3 separate regions of the Homo sapiens genome follow, and all the other regions are linked to region 2. The links are chromatin loops, found by intact Hi-C in ENCODE. Cell type or tissue: adrenal gland. All regions are shown on one strand. Region 1 overlaps ZDHHC7 (zDHHC palmitoyltransferase 7). Region 2 overlaps USP10 (ubiquitin specific peptidase 10). Region 3 holds the start of LINC02176 (long intergenic non-protein coding RNA 2176).

Region 1 (8,000 bases), 220 kb after region 2:
GAGGTCAGGAGTTCGAGACCAGCCTGGCCAACATGGTGAAACCCCGTCTCTACTGAAAATACAAAAATTAGCTGGGCGTGGTGGCGAGCACCTGTAATCCCAGCTACTTGGGAGGCTGAGGCAGGAGAATCGCTTGCAACTGGAAGGCTGAGGTTTCAACTTGAAACTGGAAGGCTGCATTGAGCCGAGATCTCGCCACTGCACTCCAGCCTGGGCAACAAGAGCGAAATTCTGTCTCAAAAAAAAAAAAAAGAAAAAAGAAAGGGAGGGGGATGCTATATAAAGGGTATGTAGGAAATCTCTGCTATATTTGCAACTTTTTTGTAAGTCTGAAATTATTTCCAAGTGAAAAATCAAAAATTTTTTTCTAATAAAATGCAGCACCCAGCTAGGAAGGTGAGCACAGGGACTGCCTGCATCCATCAGAGACTTGCTCCTCAGAGGACGTTTGCCACCAATATGAGCGGCCCTGGGGGCAGTGAGCTAGCGAGGCCTGGTAGAGGAGGGGGCGAGGCCAAAGCAGGCAAAAAGGAGGTGGGATCAGGGCCCACCCTGCCTCGAGGTTGCTGTGGGATACTGGGTGGATAACGGCGATACAGGCGCAAACACGTGATGCTGTCGTGTTCTGCCATAAAAAGGCATGAAGTCTGGACACGCGCTACCACATGGGCAGAACCTGAAAGCATAATGCCGAGTGAAAGAAGCCAGACACAGAAGGACACGTTTTGCAAGATTCCGTTTCTATGAAATGTCCAGAACAGACAGATTCATAGAAACAGAGTAGACGAGTCGGGGCCAGGGGCCGGGGGAGGAGACGGGGAGGAGGAGTAGGGACTGGCTGCTAATGGGCATGATGCAAATGTTTTGGACCTAGATAGGATTGAGCTTGTACAAGATTGCAAATAGATGATATTAAGCGCCATTGACTTATTCAGTTTAAATTAGTTGCTCTTACATCACGTGAATTTTATCTCAATATATTATTTTTCTAAAAGTGAAATGCTGTCCTGGGTGGGTGTGCGCAGGCACAGCCTCCAGCTCCAGCCAGGAAGAATTGGGGCCCAGGGAGGCAATGAATCTGAATTTCAAGGTGGAATCTCCTGATACGTAGATCTTAGCAACTGACTAAAGGTATTTCATCAACGCCATTGGGGGCAGCTCTAGGTCTCAGCCACCAGCTTGCAGTCTTAACCCAAGATGACCTGGGGTGGGGTGTCTGTGTGTTCGGTGGAAGCATCTGGGAGATGGCCACCCCTCACCTCCTTGGGGTTTACTTGGAGAAACGAGGACAGACGGAAAAGTACCTCCAGGCAGAGAGAAAAGCTCTAGACAAACACCAAGATGTTCATGGTTTTAAAAGACAAGAGCTGCAGCCTTTTAAAATCCCACAGGCCTCTCTGCCATGGATGAAACACTTTCTGGGGAGATTGTAAATGTTTACTCTGGTGGATTTTGTTATAAATGGACGTGGTTTTGTTTGGTTGGTTATGTTCTTGTTTGCTTTTTTTTCTTTTTTTCTTTTTTGAGATGGACTCTCGCTCTGTTGCCCAGGCTGGAGTGCAGTGGTGCAATCTTGGCTCACTGCAACCTCCGTCTCCCGGGTTCAAGCGATTCTCCTGCCTCAGCCTCCCGAGTAGCTGGGACTACAGGCGCCCGCCACCACGCCCGGCTAATTTTTTTTTTTTTTTTTTTTTTTAGTACTTTTAATAGAGACGGGATTTCACCATATTGGCCAGGCTGGTCTCGAACTCTTGAGCTTGTGATCCACCCGCCTCTGCCTCCCAAAGTGCTGGGATTATAGGCATGAGCCACTGCGCCCGGCCATCCTTACTATTTCTTGAGCACCTACTATGTGCCAAGCATCCTCCTGCCCTTCAGGATTCATTATTGCTGATCCTCCCAGCAGCTACACGAGGCAGAAGTTGTTGTCATTTTACATACAAGGAAACTGAGATGCAGAGGCAGGAGGTGACCCACTCCGGGCCTCGCAGCTGACGAGGCTGGTGCTGGGATCCTGAATAGCCGGCAGATGACCAGATTTGGTGGTTTCTGGTTGCATTGAGCTTGAAAAGCCTGTTCCCCTCCACCCAGGGAATCCCCTACTCTTTCCAATGCTGGGTGCGAAAGCTGTGATTTTCAACTTGGAGCATGTTGCTAAAATACAGATCACTGGGTGGACATCAGAGTTTCTGACTGGGGAGGTCTGGGGTGGGGCTGAGAATTTCCATTTCTAACAAGTTCCTAGTGATGCCGGTGTTCCCGGTCCGGGGAGGGGAATGCACTTTGAAAACCACTGTCCTAAATAAAACAAGTTCATTCATATTAAGGTTTGGGGGACTGAGAACAGCTTCAGTATGAGCCTTCCCCCAGTTAGATGTGATGCTGTAGTGGGGAAGTTACAGGCTGAGGGTGGGAAAGGAAGGGACATGTTTTGTTTTGTTTTGAGACAGAGTCTCACTCTGTCGCCCAGGCTGGAGTGCAGTGGGGTGATAGCTCACTGCAACCTTTGCGTCCTGGGTTCAAGCAATTCTCCTGCCTCAGCCTCCAGAGTAGCTGGGATTACAGGCGTGCACTACCATGCCTGCCTCATTTTTGCATTTTTAGTAGGAACGGGGTTTCCCCATGTTGGTCAGGCTAGTCTCGAACTCCTTACCTCAGGTGATCCGTCCGCCTCAGCCTCCCAAAGTGCTGGGATTACAGGCATGAGCCACTGTGCAGAAGGGACATGTTGAGGGAGGGAAACTGCAAAAAACCCAGCCCTTTCCTGCCCCAGGGCCTTTGCACATCTGGTAACCGCAGCTGCAACCCCTCACCTCCCTCCAGGGCCCTTTCCTGACAACTCATCCTCCACAATATCCACCCTGATAGGGGATATCTCCTTTTCTCAATGCTGATAGCAGAAATCACAGTCTACAAATTGCATATTTAATTTCTTGTATTAGTGTCTTTTTTTCTTGAGTCTCACTCTGTTCACCCAGGCTGGAGAGCGGTGGCACGATCTTGTCTCACTGCAACCTCCGCCTCCCGGGTTCAAGTGATTCCCCTGCCTCAGCCTCCCGAGTATCTGGAATTAAAAACGTGAGTCACCATGTCCCTCTCATTTTTTTGTTTTTAGTAGAGACGGGGTTTTGCCATGTTGGCCAGGCTGGTCTCAAACTCCTGACCTCAAGTAATCCACCTGCCTTGGATTCCCAAAGTGCTGGGAGCACAGGTGTGAGCCACTGCACCCAGCTAATTAGAGTCTACTGAGGGCAGACGCCTTGCTGGCACACGGTAGGTGCTCTGTAAATATCTGTGGACCTACTGAGCAGATGGGCCAGCGATGGGTGAACTTCCCGCGGCCTGAGCAGTGTGTGGGTATTTGCTGTCTCGTGGCGCCCCCTGGTGGCCGTCATGCAGCACACGCTGAGGGGCCAACCCGTTTTCTCCCTGCAGGATAAGTCCCTCACCTGGCACCCACTTCCCATGTGGCCACCATCGGTGACGTGGGCAGATCCACAAAGTGGCAGCTTTTGGCCCCCATGGAGTTCTGTGCTTCTGGATGATCAGGTGAGTTGGAGGAAAGTCCCTGTTAGAGTTTCTCACATCATTAGTAATGGCACCATGATTAAAGAGCTAGTGCTGATCATGTTAAACATAATACGATCCTTGTTTGCTGCCTATGGGCCCCGAGCAACCTCTCTCAGCCTCAGTTTTTCCCCATCTATGAGATGGTGATGATTGCAAGAGTTAAGGGAAACGGTGCGTGTTAAATCAGCACAGGACAGGCAGGTTTTCCATAAAGAAGCGCTGTCGTATTTGGGGGAAATTTTCTCCTGAGCATGGGCTGATGACACCGTGAGAGGTCAGCCCTGTTACTCACCCAGCTGGGCATGTCAGAAAGCTTCTTGGCCTCCATTTCCCCACCTGTGAAATGACCACCTTGGCCACACTGCCTCCCAGGGATGTGGGGGGAGCACCAAGGAACACCAGAGCTTGACAGCTGGTTCCCAGATACGAAGGATGGGGAAAGAATTTTCTGTAGGAGGAGGTCAGACTCCTAGGTACCACCCCCCAGACCCCAAAGGAGAGGGGCAGCTATTCCTGGAAGATCACGGGGTCAAGGACAGCAGGCACTACTCGGGGCAGAAAAGGAGAGAGGAGCTGGTCTATTTACTGCCCAGCGAAGCTTCTGGGCCCTTCTCTACCGAGTCCCAGCAGCCAGTCTTCCAGTCAGGAGATGGGGGCCGCCTCATGGAAAAGCTGGCTCCCTACACAGCCCTGCCAGGCAGTGGGCTGGTGTCTCACGCAGAACATGGAGGAGGGCTTCTAATAGGAAAGCCAGAGAGCACGCAGAGGAGAGAATGCGGAGTGGGGAGCCTGGGAGTACACCACCCAGGAAGCCAGGGGAAATGCAGAACGAAACCCCAGTATCCTTAGAGACAGGGAACAGCAGGGCATCCGCAGAAGACACTCTGGCTGATGTTTCCTCAAAAACACAAAGGAAAATAAAAAGCTTCTGGAAATTAAATCTACCATAGCCTGAATTTTAAAAAACATCCAGAAGAGCTAGAAGACAAAGCGTGGCGTGGTGGCTCACACCTGTCATCCCACCACTCTGGGAAGCCGAGGTGGGCGGATCACTTGAGGTCAGGACTTCAAGACCAGCCTGGCCAACATGGTGAAACCCCGTCTCTACTAAAAATACAAAAATTAGCTCGGCGTGGTGGCACACGCCTGTAATCCCAGCTACTCAGGAGGCTGAGGCAGGAGAATCACTTGAACCTGCAAGGCCAGAGGTTGCAGTGAGCGGAGATCGTGCCACTGCACTCCAGCCTGAGGGACAGAGCGAGACTCCATCTAAAAAAAAAAAAAAAAAAAGCAAAGCTAAAGATTTCCAGAAAACAGAGTGTGTAATAAGAAAATCAGAGGATCAGTCTAGGTGGTTCAACATGCAATCTTAAAATTAAGAAAAAAATGGAGTGAATGGGATTCCCAAAGACATAACACAGAATGTCTGCCAGAACCAGAAAGCTGAGTGTCAGGTGGAGTCTACTGAGCATCAGCACAGCCAGCGGGAGAACTGAGGCCAAGGCACCTTGTCGACAACCCTGAGAAACCGAGGAACTAAAGAGAGGCCGTGGGCCAGGTGCAGTGGCACACGCCTATAATCCCAGCACTTTGGGAGGCCGAGGTGGGCGGATCACTTGAGGTCAGGAGTTCGAGACCAGCCTGGGCAACATAGCGAAACCCTGTCTCTTCCAAAAATACAAAAAAGTTATCTGGACGTGGTGACAAGGGCCTGTAGTCCCAGTGACTCAGGAGGCTGAGGAACAAGAATTGCTTGAGTCCAGGAGGTGGAGGTTGCAGTGAGCTGAGATCACGCTGCTGTACTCCAGTCTGGGCTGAGATCCAGCCTGGGTGACAGAGCAAGAACCTATCTCAAAAAAGAAAAAAAAAAAAAAAGCTAGGTCACACAGCACAGGGGCCAGGAGAGTGTGGGCTCTCCATGGCTGCTCTGGGAGCCAGAAGATGGTGGGGTGGTGTCTCCAACAGGCTGAGTGAAAAGTACTTAGCTACGCCATCAACCAAAGGTGAGGCAGAATAAGGTATTTTTAGGTGAGCCAAAATACCGGAAACTTGAAGAATAAGGCACCCCTTCTCCAGCAACTCTCAGGGAGCGGTTATACCACTGGAAGGATCTGGAAGGTGTAGACCCTGGGACCCAGAAGATTGAACCCACCAACCCTGCAGAAGCCAGGCCCTCTCAGCAGGGAATGGGGGAGATGGTGCAGATGCTGCCCGTGGCAGAGGCTGGCTGGGGTGCAGGCACTCAGCGACAGCTGGAACAGGCACACGAGGCAGCTTCACCTCTGTAAAAGCAAAAAGTTGGACCAAAAAATCAGAGGCCCCTATCTGGTTTAGCAGCAAAGTATTCAGTCATCACAACTAAACTTGATCATGTACGAAACGTGGGACGCACATATATTCGGTGAATGGGGAGGGGAGAGCAGGCAGGAAACCCGGAGTTCTCTGGACTGCAGATGTGCTGTGCCTAGAACTTTCTTCGGAAACTTGCTGGCCCTTTTGGGAAGCCGCCTGCATGGGCCTGTCGGGCCTGACCGCTGAGCTACTCGCTCTCTTAGAGCTCAGAGATTGGCTCAGCTTTCAGCGCCCAGAACCAGCCACACGGAAAACCAATTTTCCCTTGGCGTCTTCAGGTTGTCTTGGCTAAAATTAGCAGCTGGATGAGGGGCATTGCGGTTTTAAACAGGCTCCTCAGGAGATGCTGTAGGGCGCTTGTGCTTTTTTTTATGGGCACCCTGCTTTTTGTGTGCGGCTCCCAGGCTACCCTTCAAGCTATTTTCCCCTGCTTCCATACCCAAGCCAAGTTCATGTACAATAGAAGATAGGATTTAGCCACCTTCCTATTTGGAGGATATTTTTGTTTTGTTTTAATGCAAGCGTCATCCTTCTATACAATGAGCCTACATAACAATCTAATATAAGGAATACAAATAATATTGCAGCAAAATTCGGCAGAGCCACAAACACAAGCTGGAGGGCTGCTGCCCATGCAGCCGCCCGGCTCAGGTGTGCGCCTCCGTGTTCGAGTCTCCTTCTCATTTCCGCGTGTCTGGAATGCCACCAGGAGCCCCAAGGCACAGCACGTGCGAGGCAGGGCTGCGGCACACACTGACCATCTGGCCTCTGAAAGGTAAGCGAGGCAGGGCTGCGGCACACACTGACCATCTGGCCTCTGGAAGGTAAGTGGGCATTTTGGTTCCCTCAGTGCAAATGTTAGACAAATTTGTTGAATGAATTAAAATCAAATTGTAGGTACTTGAGATTCTGAACTGTGGAGATTTTGAAACATTGTTTTTATTTCAACGTGCACTAAAAAAAGGACTAAGTAAAACGATGGGAGTCGAATTAAACATTCAACAAGCAACAGTACTCACTGGGCAACATTTGTGAGTCGCGCTTGAGTGCCCAGGTCACTTGTCATGGGCACAAAAGCATTTAGAGTTTCTGGAAACTGTTTGGGAGTGACCTTAACAGCCTGGGGCTGGGCCCACGAAGCACGGAAAGGCACCCCCTGAAAACACCACCATCCAGGAAGAACGGGCGCTTTGGAAGCCATTTGAGAACTGTTAATTGATTACTTTATTTCATATAAAAGTTACATTGAAAGAAGAGGTTGAAAAGTCAAGTATACTTGATTTGCACACACTTGCCAAGTCTCACAGGATTCAACCACTTGGATAATTGTTTTATTGATAACAGGATATACATATTAAAAGCCTCACACTGAAGCCCACACGCATGTCCAACCCAGACAACAATGTGCAAATGAATATGCAGAACAATCTCGGAAACTGGCGTCTCCAGGATCACCCACACTTTGTCCCTCTGGCTGTGACGCAGCTCTTCCCCCAACGGCGCACACGCTTCTGCGGTGACCAAGTCCACTTCCAAACCCCCTGCAGGTTTGCTCGCTTGGCTAGGACGGTGGCTCAGGTAGGTCCCTTTGTGGTTTTGCATCAGCAGTGGTAGAAGCCCTGATTCGGATGGGGTACAGAGTAATTAAAAACAAAAAACAGTTCACAGATGAACAGAAAGGCAAAACAATTCCCAGGAGGGAGACGCCAACTTCTCTTAGTGTGGAGGGCAAGCATAAAGGAAGACCCTCAGACTTTGTCACAGATTGCTTCTTGATGCGTCCGGCAAAAAATGTACAAACCAGGCAAGTTTAAGGCAAGGCCCCACGAGGGGAGCTGTTGGCTTTCTGGCATAATTTTAAGCTCCGCACCAAGGATCCTATTTTATCACCTGTGCCGTGGGTGGAGAAGAAAACGTAAAAGCTAACCAAAAACTCCAACAAGAGGGCGCCATCCTGGCCATTCCCGACTGGAGCGCTGCCTGCGGTGGCACAGTCGCCCCTGCCAGGGGCTGGCTGCCTCATGGTCCCCTCCCCTTCCCAGAGGTGCCCAATGGCTGGGCCCTGCCTCTCCAGTAAG
Region 2 (8,000 bases):
TTTGAAATTGAACGTATGCTTTCATTGAACATTGTACTTTTCCTGGGTCTTTACTAAGGAACATTCCTCATATACTAGACGAAATTGTATCAGATGCTTTCACATCACAAATAGAGCCATTTTGTATTTGATGTTTTGCTTTCAAAATTATGCAACAGTATATTTTGTTTTAACAGAATATAAATAATGCTGGGTAAGAAGAGTGGCCAACTGCCCGATAAGTTAAAATTCCAGTGAGAGAGAACTAGGAAAACTGAGCTCTTGAACAGCTCTGAAAACATTGCGTTGAGGTATCTAGCAATGTCATTTATTATGAATTGTTAGTCAAAACCTGTTTATATGATTTTTCACAGTGGTTTTATACCTAAAAGGCATTGGATCAAGAAACAAAGTTATTACAATTTGGGTCTTCTCTAATGAATTACCCTGTCCGTGTTTATTTAAGTGTAAATGAACATACAGTTATGTGCTGCTTTAATGATGTTTCAGTCAACAACAGACCGCATGTACGACAGTGGTCCCATAAGATTATAATGGAGCTAAACAATTTCTAGTGACCAGTGAGTTGTGTTACAGTTGCCTACGGTATTCAGTACACAACATGCTGTACGGGTTTGTAGCTTAGGAGCAATAGGCTCTAGCATATGGCCCAGGTGTGTAGTTGGCTATACCATCTAGGCATGTGATCCCACAATGACAAAATTGCCTAATGCCACATTTCTCAGAACATATCCCCATCATTAAGCATGGCTGTGTATCCTAAAACTGATCTTTATTTTGGCAGTTTATAAATCATGCATATATTTCCCCCCGCTCCTTGGGGGAAATGGTTTCTCAGATATTTTGCACTTCCTCTTCAAACTCTGAAGTACACAGGCAGTGGTCATGCGGCGTGATCTAAGTTAAAAAGGCGTGGCACCTGTTTACCGGGATCCACCCTTGTGGACTGAGAGTTTAGTCCACATCTGATTCGATGTTTGTAGCCTCACATTTATTATACATCTTTCCACTTCAGAAACATAAGTTGATCTGTAGTCAATGGGTAGTGGTACATTTTGGTCACTTTGCTGTCCTCCACCTGGTTAGATAACCAAGATAGTGTGTGTTCTTCCAAATTGATGGTAATGAGGAAAAGAAAAGCACTTGGAGAATGTTCTGGACAGTTAGAATGATGACAGAAAAGCAGGTCAACAACACCAGAATGTCGATTACGGGCCAGTTATTGAGCCCTAAGAATCAGAGTTCTGTACCTTGCATTTTCAGGGATTTTCAATGTTAATATGACCCCTAAGTCCTAATTTTAGGAAAACAGAATTTGATGTGTAAAATATGTGTAAGAATAATCATAGCTTATGATGACATAAAAGTTTACGATGCTGGTATTGCCTTTGAGTTGATAAACAATTTCAGTGGGCTGATTTGTGGCAGCCCTTGTGAGCTACCATCTAGCATGTATGTCTTAAAATTTGAAAAAAGGCTATTAAGCAACTCCATTTTTCTGTATGTCAGCAGATTTCATAAGAGTGAAATTTCAGTTCAGCCTTTTCATGTGAGTTATTACAAAAGTGAACTACAGGTTTCAATTTTGTGTCTTTTATGAGTCATTCTGGCATTTTGTGCCTTTTCTCACACATTGTTCTAGGCAGCCCCACCAACTCCTGTGACAAAGATGGACTGGGGGAGGCCATCTTCCTAAAGTTGCTGTCTGAACAGTTAAGTAGTAAATTATACCAACCATGATGAATTGAAAAGAAGGCTTCTGGGGAAAGTTTGTTATTAGAGCCAACTTCTATTATATGCCCTTAAAGAAGGTAAAATAGATACACCAATGGCAATGACTTTGGAATGCAGGTCAAGTTTCAACCTAGAAGTTGCCTGCCCTCTATCCTTGGTGGCCCGCCTTCCTCATTTTTATTCTTTTAGCCTCCATAATTGGAATGCGTATTGGACTTTAGGCTAGGAATAACATTGTAAATGAAAATGTTGATGTTGAAAGAGGAATTTAAATAGAGCGAAGAGTGATATTAGAAATTTGGAAGTGGTATTAGTTCTGGCTTGTCCGTAAGACCTGACTTTTGCATGATAACAATAGGATTCATTCACTTGAACATAATTCGGTCTGGTCTTAGGAGGAATTAGAACTGCTTTTGCACCCCTGTTTTTTTCACTGCGAGGAAGAAGAGGAGCTCACGAACTTCATAAAGCGTTAGTGTCTCCTCCAGTTGATGGTTATCGAAATGAGTCAGGATGGAAGGCTTAGTGTACGTGTGAGATGTTACAAAAGTGGACCTTAAATGTTTCTTGAGTGTTTGGATCTTAAGAGAAAATCTTTGACAATAAGTATTTAATCTTCATTTCTTACAATCATTCCTCTTAAAATGGAGCTTTATTTTTTAAAAACGTATTTTTTTTTTCTTAAGAAACAGGGTCTTGCTCATTCATTCAGGCTGGAGTGCTGTGGCATGATCATAGCTCACTGCAGCCTTGATCTCTCAGGCGCAGGTGGTCTTCCTGCCCCAGCTTCCTGAGTAGTTGGGACTATAGGCAGGCACCACCATGTACAGCTAATTTTTTTATTTTTTATTTTTTATTTTTCATAGCAACAGAGTCTCACTGTGTGGCCCAGGCTGATCTTGGAACTCCTGGACTCAAGTGATCTTCCTGCCATAGCCTCCCAAAGTGTTGCCTGAAATAGAACTTTATTAATATATCTTTAATATGTCAAGATGTTTAAAACTTGTCAAGATTTTAAGGAAGTTGGGCTAACATTTCCTCTTGGGATGCTGAAAGTTGTTGGTTTTCTCAGACTCTCACATAAATTCATTTGCTTTTCCCTTCTCCTTCCACCTCTATTAGCTCTTTATTTTCTAGGGGGGATTCTGATGTCTGTATTGAGCTGGCCGTCATGCCGGGAGTGGTCTGCTTATGTATTTACATGCGTGCTCATCTTTGCTATAGCTGAGCGTGGTGCAGCTCCTTACCTGTTCCAGGTGCGGAGTGATCTGCCGCACAATGAATGAAGTGGCAGAGCCAGGGCGCGAACCCCCGTCTTCCTGGTTTGTGTGCCTGGGCCCTTGCCCTTTACTGTGCGTCTTCTCAGGAGCTGTCATTTAGACTTTCTGGACCAGGAGCTAAATGACCTTTAAAGTCTGTTGAGTCATTTCTAACAAATATGAGTGGAGTCATTTGCCGTAACCAACAACTTTAATCTCCAGATGTTTAATTGATCCTGTATTACTGTCTAATGAGAACTTACTGTATGCCATGCACTGTCTAGTTGGAGTAATGATTGGCCTTGCCTTCAGGGTAGTCTAAGGCATAAGATCAGAAAGGAACAGATGGCAGCTGTTTGTAGGGAGAAGTGATCATTGGCAGAGGGGTGTTGAGGGGAGAAAGCAAGGAGGGGAGGCCTCATGCAGCTAGTAGGGATGGCAGTAACAGGCTGAGGACACAAAAGGCCACCAAGTCCTGTTACCTTAGATGGTGCGGACTTTGTTGAGCAGTTGAAGTGTGAGAGTCTTGTCTTTAAGGAGCCTCCTGTCCAGAGAAGGAGGCACACAGCACTAATATCAGGTAGGCAGTGATGAGGTCAGCTACTGTGGAGACAGTGTGGAGAATCTTGAGTGCCTTCTGTCGGTCTTACTCTGAGATTAGGATTTAGGATCATTATAAGAGATTAATAACAGAATGATACGGTATTTTAGTTTATGAAAGACTTGCCACTAGATAAAATTTTTCTACAGTAACAGAATAATCATTAAGAAAAATCTAGGTTGTTCGTGTCTCTTCTGTATTTTCCAAGTCTGAAAAGGTTTATTCTGCGTTTAACGACGTCGTACCAGAATGGCCTTTCAAAGACTGTCAAAGGCTTGAAGGAAAGCTTGGTGGAGTACATTTCCTAGTACACGTCCCAAGGGCCCGTACGTATGTTCTGCTGTTGCAGAGGTTGTGCTCGTTCGCTTTTGTAGGTTCCTTGCAGTTATTGAACAAACCACTGGGTGGTGCTAGAAGACTTGATTTTAATACTGTGCAAGAAAAACTGAAACTGCTTTTTAACCTGCCTGCGCCTCAAAATAAGCAAACTGGAAGCTGGTATCGATTTAAGGGAATGGCTGATGTAGAAACTAAAGGTTTCTGTCTGACTAGTTCATGCTGTCTCACAAATAAATGCTGGGAAAAAAGTCGGTTTATAGTTGATTTATGTATCCTTTGATTGCATAGAGATTGAATGGTCAAGCCTCCAGGCCATGCAGATTATTCTGGGCCCCTAACTCAGTTAAGAACATGAAAGGAGGCCAGGCACAGTGGCTCACACCTGTAATCCCAGCACTTTGGGAATCCAAGGCAGGCGGATTGCTTGAGGCCAGGAGTTCGAGACCAGCCTGGCCAATGTGGCAAAACCCTGTCTCTAGACTTTGTCCCAGAAAAAAAAAAAAAGGAGCTGTGTTTTCAGACAGAGCTTAGTGCAGCCAGTTCTTGATGGCTGTGCAATGCTTTCCTTTTAAGAGTGGAGTTAGCCTCGTCATAAAGCGTGTTTTTGAGTCTGTTCGAACGGGTCAACAACGAAGGGAAGTTTCAGGCAGATCTTGTATGCCTGGCCCTGGTGGCTGCTTTCATTTCCTTCCAGTATCAGTGCTAAACAGGAATGAACATGTTCAAGCCCCGTCTCACCCACCTCTGGCATCTTCGCCCTAACTCTGCCCTAGAAGACCTTTCCTTCCGTATCGTCAAGAAAACTGAAGTTGCTGTTTCACTCCTTCTCCCACCCAGAAACTTCGCTGCATCTTCCTGGATCCCTAGCTCCTTGCACCCATGATCCTGTCTCCTTCCTCAGCCCGGCTTCTGGCTGAGCAGCCTGCACTTGCTGTCTTCACTCCTACACGCTGCCCCCACTCCTACACGCTGCCCCTGCGTGCTTCTCACTTCTCTACCCTTCCAGCCCTGCACTCTGGGGACCTGTGCGTATGTTTGTGTGATTATCAATCTGTTGAACCCAGGAGGTCGAGGCTGCAGTGAGGCATAATCACGCCACTGCACTCCAGCCTGGGTAATAGAGCAAGATCCTGTCTTTAAAATAATAATTATGATTGGGTATGGTGGCACACATCTGTAGTCCCAGCTACTCGGGAGGCTGAGGCACAAGAATTGCTTGAGACCCAGAGGCGGAGGTTGGAGTGAGCTAGGATGGTGCCACTGCATTCCAGCCTGGGCGGCAGAGTGAGACTGTCTCAAAAAAAAAAAAAAAAATCAGTCACTTGCTGGTCTTTTAATATACATATACGATTTACTGGTGTCATCTGGGTATCTTTTACTAACATCTCTAAAACTGAGCTCATTACCACACTAAACAAAAAATAACCTGCTCATCTGTTGTATTCCTCCTCTAGTTGGATAGCACTGCTGCCCCAGTCAGTGAGAACCTTCTAGTATATCTGTTCTTCCTCAGCTTCCATTTGGTGGCTTCAACCCCTGACCTTCCCAGAGTTTCTGCAGCCCTTGGATTGGGCTAAGCATCCTTCCCCACCCCCCGCCCCCCATCTCCCAACACCCCTTCAGCTTAGCCTGTACAGTGTGTGTTTGGAGCCAGGGACATCACAGTTCGTCCCTTCACTGGTCTGCGAGCTTGCCTAGGGCAGGACCACCTTGCATTCATCTCTGTGCCTTCCTTACCCGGTGCCTAGGCAGGGCTCAGCAGGGGTTTACTCGCCTTCAGCGAAAGGCAGCATGTTATTTAACAAAGGTTTCAGCCACACACCATGGCTCATGCCTGTAATCCAAGCACTTTGGGAGACCAAGGCAGGTGGATCACTTGAACTCAGGAGTTCAAGACCAGCCTGGCCAACATGGTGAAATCCTGTCTCTCCTAAAAATACAAAAATTAGCCGGGCGTGGTGGTGCACGTCTGTAATCCCAGCTACATGGGAGGCTGAGGCAGGAAAATCACTTGAACCCAGGACACAGAGGTTGCAGTGAGCCAAGATTGCACCACTGCACTCCAGCCTGGGTGACAGAGCAAGACTTGTCTCAAAAAAACAAAGGTTTCTATGTTAGAAAGATAGCAGGCTTTGAGTCTTAAGGTTAGGTTTAAAAAAAAAAGTCATTTGATATAAAAATACTATGGCAAAGCCTTGTTGGAATCATGCTGGAGTTTTCATTTGAGACACTATGCCTTTACGTCATTGATGGTTATTTGAAAATGCACCTTTTTAACACTGCAATGACATTAGTTGCTGTTCTGTGGCACACACTAGAAATGATAGACTGTTGTGATGATATGGTTTAAAGACAAATGTAAAAATCCACTGTCAATAGACTTTAAGCCTGTGGGGAAAAGTAAGTATCTGAAACCTTGGAATAAAAGGGATTTTTAAGTGAAGCCCCTTATATATTGAGGAAAGGGCTCAACCTCTTGAGTCAGGTGGACCCAGGTTCACAGGTCATTTCAGCTGTTATGTGACCTCAGTTTTCTCATCTGTAAAATGGGGTTGGTAACTATCTCTGACAGTAGGGTTATGATAATTATGAATAATATACACAAAGCTTCTAGCACAGTGTCCCTCACATGACAGGTGCTATCTCTGCTGGGTGTCATCACATGCAGGCTTGGGGTTCAGTTCGTAACTGATCCATTATTCATTTATTTCAAGGCCCAGTTCGGTATTCCATATTAAGAGAGAGAGGAGCTTTGCAAACTTAGTCTAATTAAACAGATTCCACAGAATCTGTAATATTTTACTTTCTACAGAAGAAGAGCTAGCAGAAATTATTCCCTACGCTTCTTCAGTTAGAAGGAAGAGGACATTTATTCATAGGAAGGAGGGAATGAGAGGGGTGGGGGTGTGTGTGTGTGTGTGTGTGTGTGTGTGTGTGTGTGTGTGTGTTTTGAATTTTGTAAATTAATTTTTTCATTTGATTAGTGCCGAAGTCTGGGATCTGCCAGTACAATGTAGTTTAGAAAAGAAAAGCTTATTTTTGAGCGATGCCTTAGATGGATGCTACTATCAAATGTATGTATGCCATTTTGGTTTTTCTTTCCTATATACAATTTGTTTATTTATTATACTTTATTTTTAAATGAATTTTTGATTTTTGTTGGTACATAGTAGGTGTATCTATTTGTGGGTTATATGATTAGTATACAATTTAAAAGTAAAGGAGACAGTGTGGATTGGCTGCAGATTATGGAGTTGAGGCCCTGGCTATGCTACCTGGCTCCTGTGTGATCACAGGTGAGTTAGTCAGTCTTTGGGAGCCTCATTTTCCTTATTGGTGAAAGGGTCAAAGTGGTGGTACTCCTAGATTACTAAGGATTAAGTCCAGCCAATTAACATTTGTCAATTGTAAAGAACGTGCTAAGTGTAGAAGGGTTTATAAATTGTAGCCATCACCATTAGAAGATTCATAGTGGGACAGGGGGAGACCTTGTCTTGTTTTCAAGCATTTCTGATGGTTAATTCTATAAAGATGGCATTCACAGCTGTTTTAATACACAGAAAGAGTGATGTCCACTCAGGGTGAACCTGAGGCTGAGCAGCGTGTTTGTAAATGGAATAAGGGAATTACAGTTTATAAAACAGTTGCTAAATTGGATTTCTAGTGGACGGTTTAATTTGTAGGAGACCGCTGTCTCTGAAAGGAGTATTTTTACTCACTGAACAGCCATTGAACACACACAGTGATGTGTAGGGTCAGCATTAGATGCTGGGGATGCAGAGAGGAATGAGACGTGGGTTCTGCAAGATATCTTTCTATCTAGTGTCTGAGGCGCCTTGCTGCTGATGAGACACACCTGGCTAATGGTGTTTAAGGAAGAAAGGCTGTATCTCTCAAATCTATTCTCTAATAATGATACTGTGTTAACATTTTTTTGTTTCTCATTAAAATAGGTAGTTCTTGTGTTCCCTAATTCTGTTCCCCCCAGGAAGATTAAATGTTGCTATTTGAGGGAAAAGATTAGTTTCAAAAATGTTCTAATTGAATAATGTACTTGATGTTGAACT
Region 3 (8,000 bases), 170 kb after region 2:
TAGATAAAGAAACTGAGGCACAGGGCTTTTATGTGATTTGCCCAAGGTCTCCCCACTATTAAAAGACAGGGCCACCAGGCGCAGTGGCTCACTCTTGTAATCCCAAAACTTTGGAAGGCCAAGGCCAGAGCATTACTTGAGTCCAGGAATTGGAGACCAGCCTGGGCAACAAGGCAAAACCCCATCTCTCCAAAGAATACAAAAATTAGCCAGGCATGATGGGGTGCACCTGTGGTCCCAGCTACTTGTGAGGCTGAGTTGGGAGGATCACTTGAGCCCAGGAAATCGAGGCTGCAGTGAGCCAAGATCACACCACTGCACTCCAGCCTGGGTGCCAAGATCACACCACTGCACTCCAGCCTGGGTGACAGAACGAAAGCTTGTCTCAAAAAGAAATAAATAAAGAGGCAGGACCAGGACTTGAATCCACATCTGTGTCACTTCAGAGGCCCCGTGTGCCCTTTCATCCAAACCAGTGGGTCTCCCGCCAGCCGCCCACAAGTCCCTGGAAACGTCTAAGCATCTGCGCCCCACCTTCGGGGACTCGGCTACAATCTAAGCTGAGTGCCCATGCATGGAGGACCCAGCTCTTCTGCCTCAACTAAATCAATAGTACCAGTAGAAGTATCGTAGTAATAATAGTAACTGTACTGATAACAATGGCAGTCGTGACAGCAACCGTAGTAGTGGAGGTAGTAGTAGTAATAGTGCTATGAGTGGAAGCAGTTGGATTTTGTTGGGGGTTGCCTGGTATTGGAAGCTGCCTCTCGCTGCCCTACACCAGGGGTTCTCCTGCACCGGCCTGGATCGAAATCCCTTGATGGGCTCTTAAAAATATAGATTGCCAGGCCCAGCCCCAGAGCATCTGACTCAGGAGTTCTGGGGTGGGGCCTGAGAACCTGCATTCTAACAAGCCCCAGGGGATGCTGATTGGGCTGACCCAGGAACCCCGCTTTGTGAGCCGCTGCTCTGGGCCAGTCCTTCCTCCCTGGAGGAAACTCTGTCATGTACACAAGCGCATGTTCATTCAACCCTCACTCAGCACTCAGCACGGGCCAAGTGCTGTGCTAAGCACAGAGGGTGACAAGGCAAAACAGACAAGTCCTTGCCCTTGGAGAGCTTCAGTCCCATCGTCTGCTCTTCTGGCTTTGACAGCAGGGACCCTCTGGGGCTGAGAGGGGCCTTGGGGAGTAGATAAGATGCCTGTTGGCGGGAGAGGACCTGCCTGCCCTGGGAAAGGCTCAGTTTGTTCTTGGTCCTTCAGCGAATCCATTGTCCAAACCTCCCCTCTAAACCAGTTACATAAGTGTTCCCTGAGGTCCGGAAACTTCCAGATGGCCCCGCGGCCCACCCCACCAGCTGGTCCTGGGATGTCAGCTCCGGTCGCTTCCCGGGCCCTGGAATTCCCAGAGCAGCCAGACACAAAGCAGCTGTCTAAACGTCAGGAAGGCCAGGCACGCCGAGTGTGAGACGGGCTGACAATAGCCTGTGTGTACTCCTGGCCCCTCTCCAACAGCAGCTGGGCCCAGAGGGCGGTGGGGGCACCAGTGCCAACAAGGACGGAGCAGGGTCCCCATGACCCCAAACATCTGGGCCCCCAGCACACACCAGCTGTCCATCAGCCCCAGAGGGAGGTGCGCCAGCAACCTCCACCTTAGCCAGAACAGTCCACCCTGTCCCTGCCTTTCTGCTTGGACACATTCCTGGTCACTTCTGGTTGACAAACCTCCCCCCACCTGCTCCCAAGCCATCCTCAGCATATCAGGGAACCACCAGGGGCATCAGAATCACTCAGAAAATGTGTCTAGAATGCCCATTCCTGGGCCCCATCCACAGTCTAATCCCATAGGTCTGAAAGCCGGCCCAGGAGTCTTTAGTTTTACAAAGTCCCAGGCAACTTTGATGCAGGAGTTCCTCAGGCCATACTTTGAGAAACACTGACACATTATATGACATATGATCTATATGCAAGGGAGAATATTTTATATCTATATATGGTTGTCCATATCTACCGCCTGTCTACTTACCTATAGACAGATGATGGATGATAGATGCCGACGTATCCCAGGACACTCAAGTCTCCACCTCACCTTCACATGGCTTTCTCCCCTTGTTTCCTAGAAGGACACCTGTCACTGAATGTGGGGCCCACCCTAGTCAAGAATGATCCCACCTCGTGGATCACAAGGTCAGGAGATCAAGACCATCCTGGCTAACATGGTGAAACCCCGTCTCTACTAAAAATACCAAAAAAAATTAGCCAGGCCTGGTGACGCGCGCCTGTAGTCCTAGCTACTCCGGAGGCTGAGGCAGGAGAATGGCGTGAACCTGGGAGGTGGAGCTTGCAGTGAGCCAAGTTTGTGCCACTGCACTCCAGCCTGGGCGACAGAGCGAGACTCTGTCTCAAAAAAAAAAAAGAAAAAAAAAAAAAAGAATGATCCCACCTCAAAATCCTTAACTTCTTAACACCTGCAAAGACCCTTTCCCCAGATGAGGTCCCAATCGTAATTCTTTGAGGTTAGTATGTGGACGGATCTTTTTGAAGATTCAAACTAGTACAATGGTATGTTATAAACTAATAGTTTATATTAGTTTAATGTAAACTATTCTAAAGAATATAGATATTCTCCTTGAAAATTGGATCTCGCCAGGCATGCTGGCTCACGTCTGCAATCCCAGCACTCAGGGAGGCAGAGGCAGAAGGGTCACTTGAGCCCAGGAGTTCAAGACCACCCTGGAGAACATAGGGAGACCCCATCTCTGCAAAAATAACAGGGGGGAAAAACAAGTTTGAAAATTGGACTTCAAGCAAAAAACACAGGAAAGACATTTGAATTCAAGTCCCCCAGAGGACACAGCCTCAGGCTGCCTCTGGGCCCCTCTTCAAAGTGGGCGGGCTTTGCACTACAGCCAAGCAGAGCAGCCAATCAAATGGTTAGATTTTTCTTAAAGGTCACAAACCTTCCGTTATGGTCTGCTTGTAAGCCCCGTGCATGCTTCACGCCCTCGCGATTTCTCTCCTTCCATCCCCGGCCTCTCCACCCCACTCCTTTCCTGGCCCCTGCTAACTGGCTGACCTTGGACCTCTTCCCTTCTGCCCGGGCTCCCTCTCCCCCGCAGTCATCCCATCCCTTGCGTTACACGCCATCTGCATGTGTGCCCCCTGCCCCACGCCACGTCTTCAGCTCTTGCCTCTCTGAGGCCCAGATCCACAGAGCCCACTGGCCAATGGCCATCTCCACGCCTTGGCTGATGCCTCTTACCCTGTCTGGGCTTCCATTGCCTGGCATGTAAAGCAATGATGACTTTGGAGGGCCACTGTGCACGTGCAGGAGGCGACAGCAAAGACGCTCAGCACGTGGTAAGCGCTGAAGGTCTGAGGATGGTGTCTTCTAAAGCAGCATGCAAACAGCACGGCCGCTCCCCTCGAGGGGGAGGAGCCTTTGGGAAGCAGGCCCGTGGCCAGGTCCTCCCAGGTTCAGGGGTCAGGGTACACAGCTGTTCAGCAAGACTCTTGGGAGGACCCTCCCCTTCCTTCCCTGGTGCCTGAAGCTTCAAGTCTTGGGCAGAGCCTTCCTGTTCTTTAGCAATGAGCCGTGGGATTTAAGTGTAAATCTCCCCCAGGAGACAAGAATCAAGGACTTGGACTTATTCTCACTAAAGTGCATATGACTGACAGCAGATCAGTTCCCAAGAGAGAGCACGTACGAGGACCCCGGCAGTGGGGTCGAGCTTGGTGCCCCGGCTTCAGACAGCGCTCAAGGGTCTCATCACCCTCAAAGGGGGCAGTGCAGAATTGCCCACCACCAGGGGGCAGCAGAGCACCAGGGTCCAATTGCTACCACTCCCCGGAGGGGTGAGAATGGCTGCCTGTAACCCCAACCCATCTAGGCAGCCCCTCTTCCTTCCAGTCCAATATGTGCTCCATCCGCACACCCCAGGGGTCCAGAGAGGCCTCCAGGGAAGCAGGAACCCCATTTCTTAGAGGCCATTGAGCCCAAGTAGTGACTGAAGCCCTTGACCTGTTATCCAAGAAAGGGTCCCGCCCCCATCCCAGGGGCCCAGCCCCCATCCCCAGGACTTCTTAATGCCTTAAAGAGGGGTCCCTGGGCCAGAAGCAGCAGCCTCACCTGGGAGCTTGTTGTAAATGCATATTCTCTGGCCTCACGCCAGACCAGCAGAACCAGACTCTCAGGGAGTGGGCCTGCAATGCAGGTTTGAAGAAGCCCTCCAGGAAATTCTGATGCAGCTCAAATATGAGAACCAATGAATCAGGCCAAATAGGAACACTGCCTTCATTTGCACAGCCAGTGTTGCCATCAGGAAGGACAACATGCGGTGGTGGCAGCGCCCTGCACTACGAGGAGGCTGACCTGGAACGAGGGCACTGGACTCTGCGGGCCTGGCCTGTGCTGGCTGCAGTAGGTGGTTCATATGTCCTGATGGAGGAATGAGCTGGGAATGGTCACGGCCTCGACACACAGCGCCCATGACCCAGCTCCCATCGAATCCAGAAGGAAGAGTTAAACGTACCCTCGGGGTTGCCAGTTCTCCAAAATGAGTGCTTCTGTGGCTGGAAAGGAGCCTCAGTGCTCTGCAGACTGGGCACTTCAGTAGAGGCCACTCATCAGGAAGCATCAGAAGGGAGGGGACCCCACGGCCTGGATTCAAATCCCTGATTCATACGAGCTGGGATTTGAATCTACTCGGGTTTCACAACCTCTCCGATCCCCAGCTTTCCCGCTCTGTCCACTGGGGACAGTAACAGAACCGACCAAATAAGCTTGTTGTGGGGACAAAATAAGATCATTCATGAGACACCCTGGCCCGTAGTAAACATTCACCAATATCAGCGAATTTTCTTAATAAACAGGTCATGTAAGTTGTAAAAATCTATGTGTTCTCAATCTGGCTGTTCCTCTAAAGGTTAAACATAGTGTTTCCAAAGGACCCAGCAATTCCACTTGTGAGTTTACGCCCAAGAGAAATGAAAACTTACGTTCACACAAAAACGTGTGCAAGAATGCTCTTGGCAGCACTATTCACAGTAGCCAAAAAAAGTGGAAACAGCCCACATGTCCATCAGCTGATGATGGAGAAACAAAAAGTGCTCCATTCACTCAATGGAACATTATTTGGCCATGAAGAAGGAATGGTGTTCAGGTATGTGTGACAATGTTCACGACCTTGAAGACGTGGTGCTGAGTGAAAGAAGCCAGACACAAAGAACCACAGACTGCATGACGCCATTTATAGGAAACGTCCAGAACAGGCAAATCCAGAGAGACTGAAAGTGGATTCATGGTTAGCAGGGGCTGGAGGAAGTTGGGGAATTGGGGATGATGGTTAAGGTACAGGGGTTTTTTTGGGGGGAAATAAAATATTCTAAAGAGGATTGTAGTGATGGCTGCACACCTCTGTGGATACACTAAAAACCACTGTACTGTGGGCTTTTAACAGGTGAATTGTGTGGTATGTGAATTATACCTCAAAAAAAAGCTGTTAAAAAAAAAAAAATCCATGCTTCTCCCATGAGATTCTCTAGAGCTATTTTAATTGTTAATGAGAGAAAACAGGTGCACCCCATGAACATTATAATTTTTCCCAAACTGATCCCTAAGCAAAAGAGTTTAGAAAAGGTGCCTGAGGCCACGTGCAGTGGCTCACGCTTGTAATCTCAGTGCTTTGAGAGGGAGGCCGAGGCAGGCGGATTGCTTGAGGTCAGGAGTTCGAGACCAGTCTGTGCAACATAGGGAGACTCTTATCTTTACAAAAAAATTTTAAAAATCAGCCGGGCATGGTGGCGTGAGCCTGTAATCCCAGCTACTTGGGAGGCTGAGGCAGGAGGATTGCTTGAGCCCGGGAGTTTGAGGCTGCAGTGAGCCAGGATCACACCACAGCACTGCAGCCTGGGCAAGACAGCAAGACCCTGTTTCAAAACAAAGAAAGAAAGAAGAAAGAAAAGAACAAAAAGAACAGGTGCTTGAGCTCCATTCCACGTCCAGGTTAGGGGCTCTGTCACAAGCCCTCCTTCAAGTGGCCGGGCCTTCATTGCACACCAAAGCAAAGCAGTGCATTGAGTATTGCATTTGTTTAAAGGCCACAGACTTTCCCGTCAGATTTGTCTGTAAACTCCATATAGTCCTGGAAGGGCGCTAGGCCCCCCTGAGTTCCTCAGGGGTTCAAGGGTAACTTATCACCAGAAAAACTCCAGCGTCTCCAGGCCCAGAGAGTCAGGCTGGGAGCCCGCAGCCATCCATGAAGCCAGCTCCAGGGAGGTCTGGCCTTGAGCCTGCCCCGGCCTTATCTCCGAGAGGATATGTTCTCGCCCTACTCCAAGTGTTTGTCCAGAAGACCAAGGCCCAGGCAGGGTCCCGAAAAGGGAAGCGACACCCTTCAGTGATGAGAGGGAAGCGTCCGCAGCCCAGCCCTGGCAGAGTCACGGAGAGAACGGATGGGGCTCCTGGCACAAGGACCCTGCGTCTTCTGTCCCCTCCCTCACTCAGACCCTCCCACAGGGTGCCCTCGCCATCCCATTGACCTTCAGGCTGTGAGGGTGGCCTTTGGGTTCCCCGCCTTGGCCCCTGGCCACCTGCACGTCCTGCCCCTCCTCCCACTCCCAGGCGCCTCTGGGCCTCCGCTCAGGCCGTCAAACCCAGCTCCACCAGGCCCCGGCCGTGTGCCCTTGGACAAGTGCCGTCTCCAGAGCCTCAGCCCCCTGTTTGCAAGAGCTTGTGAGCTAAAGCGTGCCAGGCCCTGAGTGCGAGGCTGGGATGAACTGGCATTCCTGCTGGCTCTGGCCTCTGGGACAGCACCTCCTCCAGCTCACTGCCCTCCACCCTTCCAGCTACAGCTCCCTCCGGTGCCCCAGAACCGCCCGGCACTCCGGGGCTCCCAGGTTCATCTGGGCATGACTCCGCCCTCCCGACAGAGCCCTCTGCACACCCCCTCCCCACCCTGGCCCATCGCAGCTCTTCACGAAGACGCTTCATGGAATGGGTGATTTTCCTAAGCACTTTTCTTTCCATGATCTCATTTGGTCCTCACAGCACCTGGAGGAGGGCAGACAGGCTGTTGCTCCATTTTACAGGTAAGAAACGGAGGCTCGGAGCCCTGGGCTCCAGGCCAGCCTTCTCCCCTTCAGCTTCAGGGGGTTTCAAGATGGGGGAAGAGGGGCGCTGGCCAGGGGTTAAATGGTCTGCTGTCCACAGCCCCTGCATGGCCTATTACTCAGAACGGTCCTTTGAAAAGACACCCTTTAAACAAAGCCTCCCAGCCCAGCCAGGGGGAGCGGTGCCATTTCCCTGGGCCTGGCTTGACCCATCCCAAGGGTGGGGCTGTGCATTCGCTGACTCAGTCCTGGTCCTGGGCCGGGGATCCGGCCAGAGCCAGAGCCGCTCAGCCTCCCTGGCCCAGCCTCAGACCCACAGCACCGGCTCAGTTTATCTTCCTTGTCAGGAAAAGAGGGAAGTGGCCCTAGGGACGCTAAGGGCCACTCTTCTGGAAGAAAATGTGGACAAGCTGTTCAGGCCAGTGAGAAGGGATGGTTCTTTGCAGCCAGTTCCTGCAACAGCCCAGAAACAGAAAATAGAGCCGCCCAGGGGCTTCGATGCCAAGCCAGACCCGGGTCTGCACCCAGCTCCTCCAGCTCCCAGCACCGTGACCTTGGGAGACCTTGGGAGACCTTGGGAACCCCTCCAGCCCGTTTCCTTATCTACAAAATGGAGAAAAGGCTGCCTAATAATTATCCTTGTAGGGAAGGGCAATCAGGATGTTGAAAGGAGGTTGTGTAGTCTAGGAAATGTTGGGCACAGTGCCAGACACATAAGTAGTCCTCGAAGAACGTCACTTATTTTTAAAAAGCTTGCTTATTGGTAAAATTCACCAGAAATCCTCCAGGGAGAGGCAGAGTGAGAAAAAACTACATTGCCAGAGTAGGGGGTTATGGGGGAACCCTCGGTGAGGGAGGAGCAGGAGAAGTGGATGCTGCGATGCCGCCG

The links. Peaks named below come from ENCODE experiments on the same cell type or tissue, not always from the same donor. Only the 100,000 strongest peaks of a DNase experiment are listed, where the experiment ranks them.
Region 1: a loop joins it to region 2, with 4 times the contacts of the local background. A loop is called at or near these places in 95 of 110 quality-filtered maps.
Region 3: a loop joins it to region 2, with 2.7 times the contacts of the local background. A loop is called at or near these places in 9 of 110 quality-filtered maps.

What each region holds. Positions count from the first base shown.
Region 1 is chr16:84,967,338-84,975,337 of GRCh38, forward strand. It overlaps ZDHHC7 (zDHHC palmitoyltransferase 7), which reads right to left. Exons shown (of 8, transcript NM_017740.3): 8 at 6,838-8,000. Among named protein-coding and RNA genes, the nearest start is that of ZDHHC7, 40 kb to the right of the region's middle. In adrenal gland, a CTCF peak has its summit at 3,383 (motif pointing left); a DNase peak (open chromatin) is centred at 3,404; H3K27ac peaks cover 1,273 bases.
Region 2 is chr16:84,750,566-84,758,565 of GRCh38, forward strand. All of the region lies in intron 4 of USP10 (ubiquitin specific peptidase 10), which reads left to right. Among named protein-coding and RNA genes, the nearest start is that of USP10, 55 kb to the left of the region's middle. RefSeq lists an enhancer at 1,647-1,726. In adrenal gland, a CTCF peak has its summit at 3,987 (motif pointing right); DNase peaks (open chromatin) are centred at 3,456, 3,946, 4,726 and 5,696; H3K27ac peaks cover 2,355 bases.
Region 3 is chr16:84,921,516-84,929,515 of GRCh38, forward strand. It overlaps LINC02176 (long intergenic non-protein coding RNA 2176), which reads left to right and starts at 6,460. Exons shown (of 4, transcript XR_933830.2): 1 at 6,460-7,090. In adrenal gland, CTCF peaks have their summits at 3,801 (motif pointing right) and 7,253; DNase peaks (open chromatin) are centred at 1,440, 3,826 and 7,388; H3K27ac peaks cover 5,753 bases.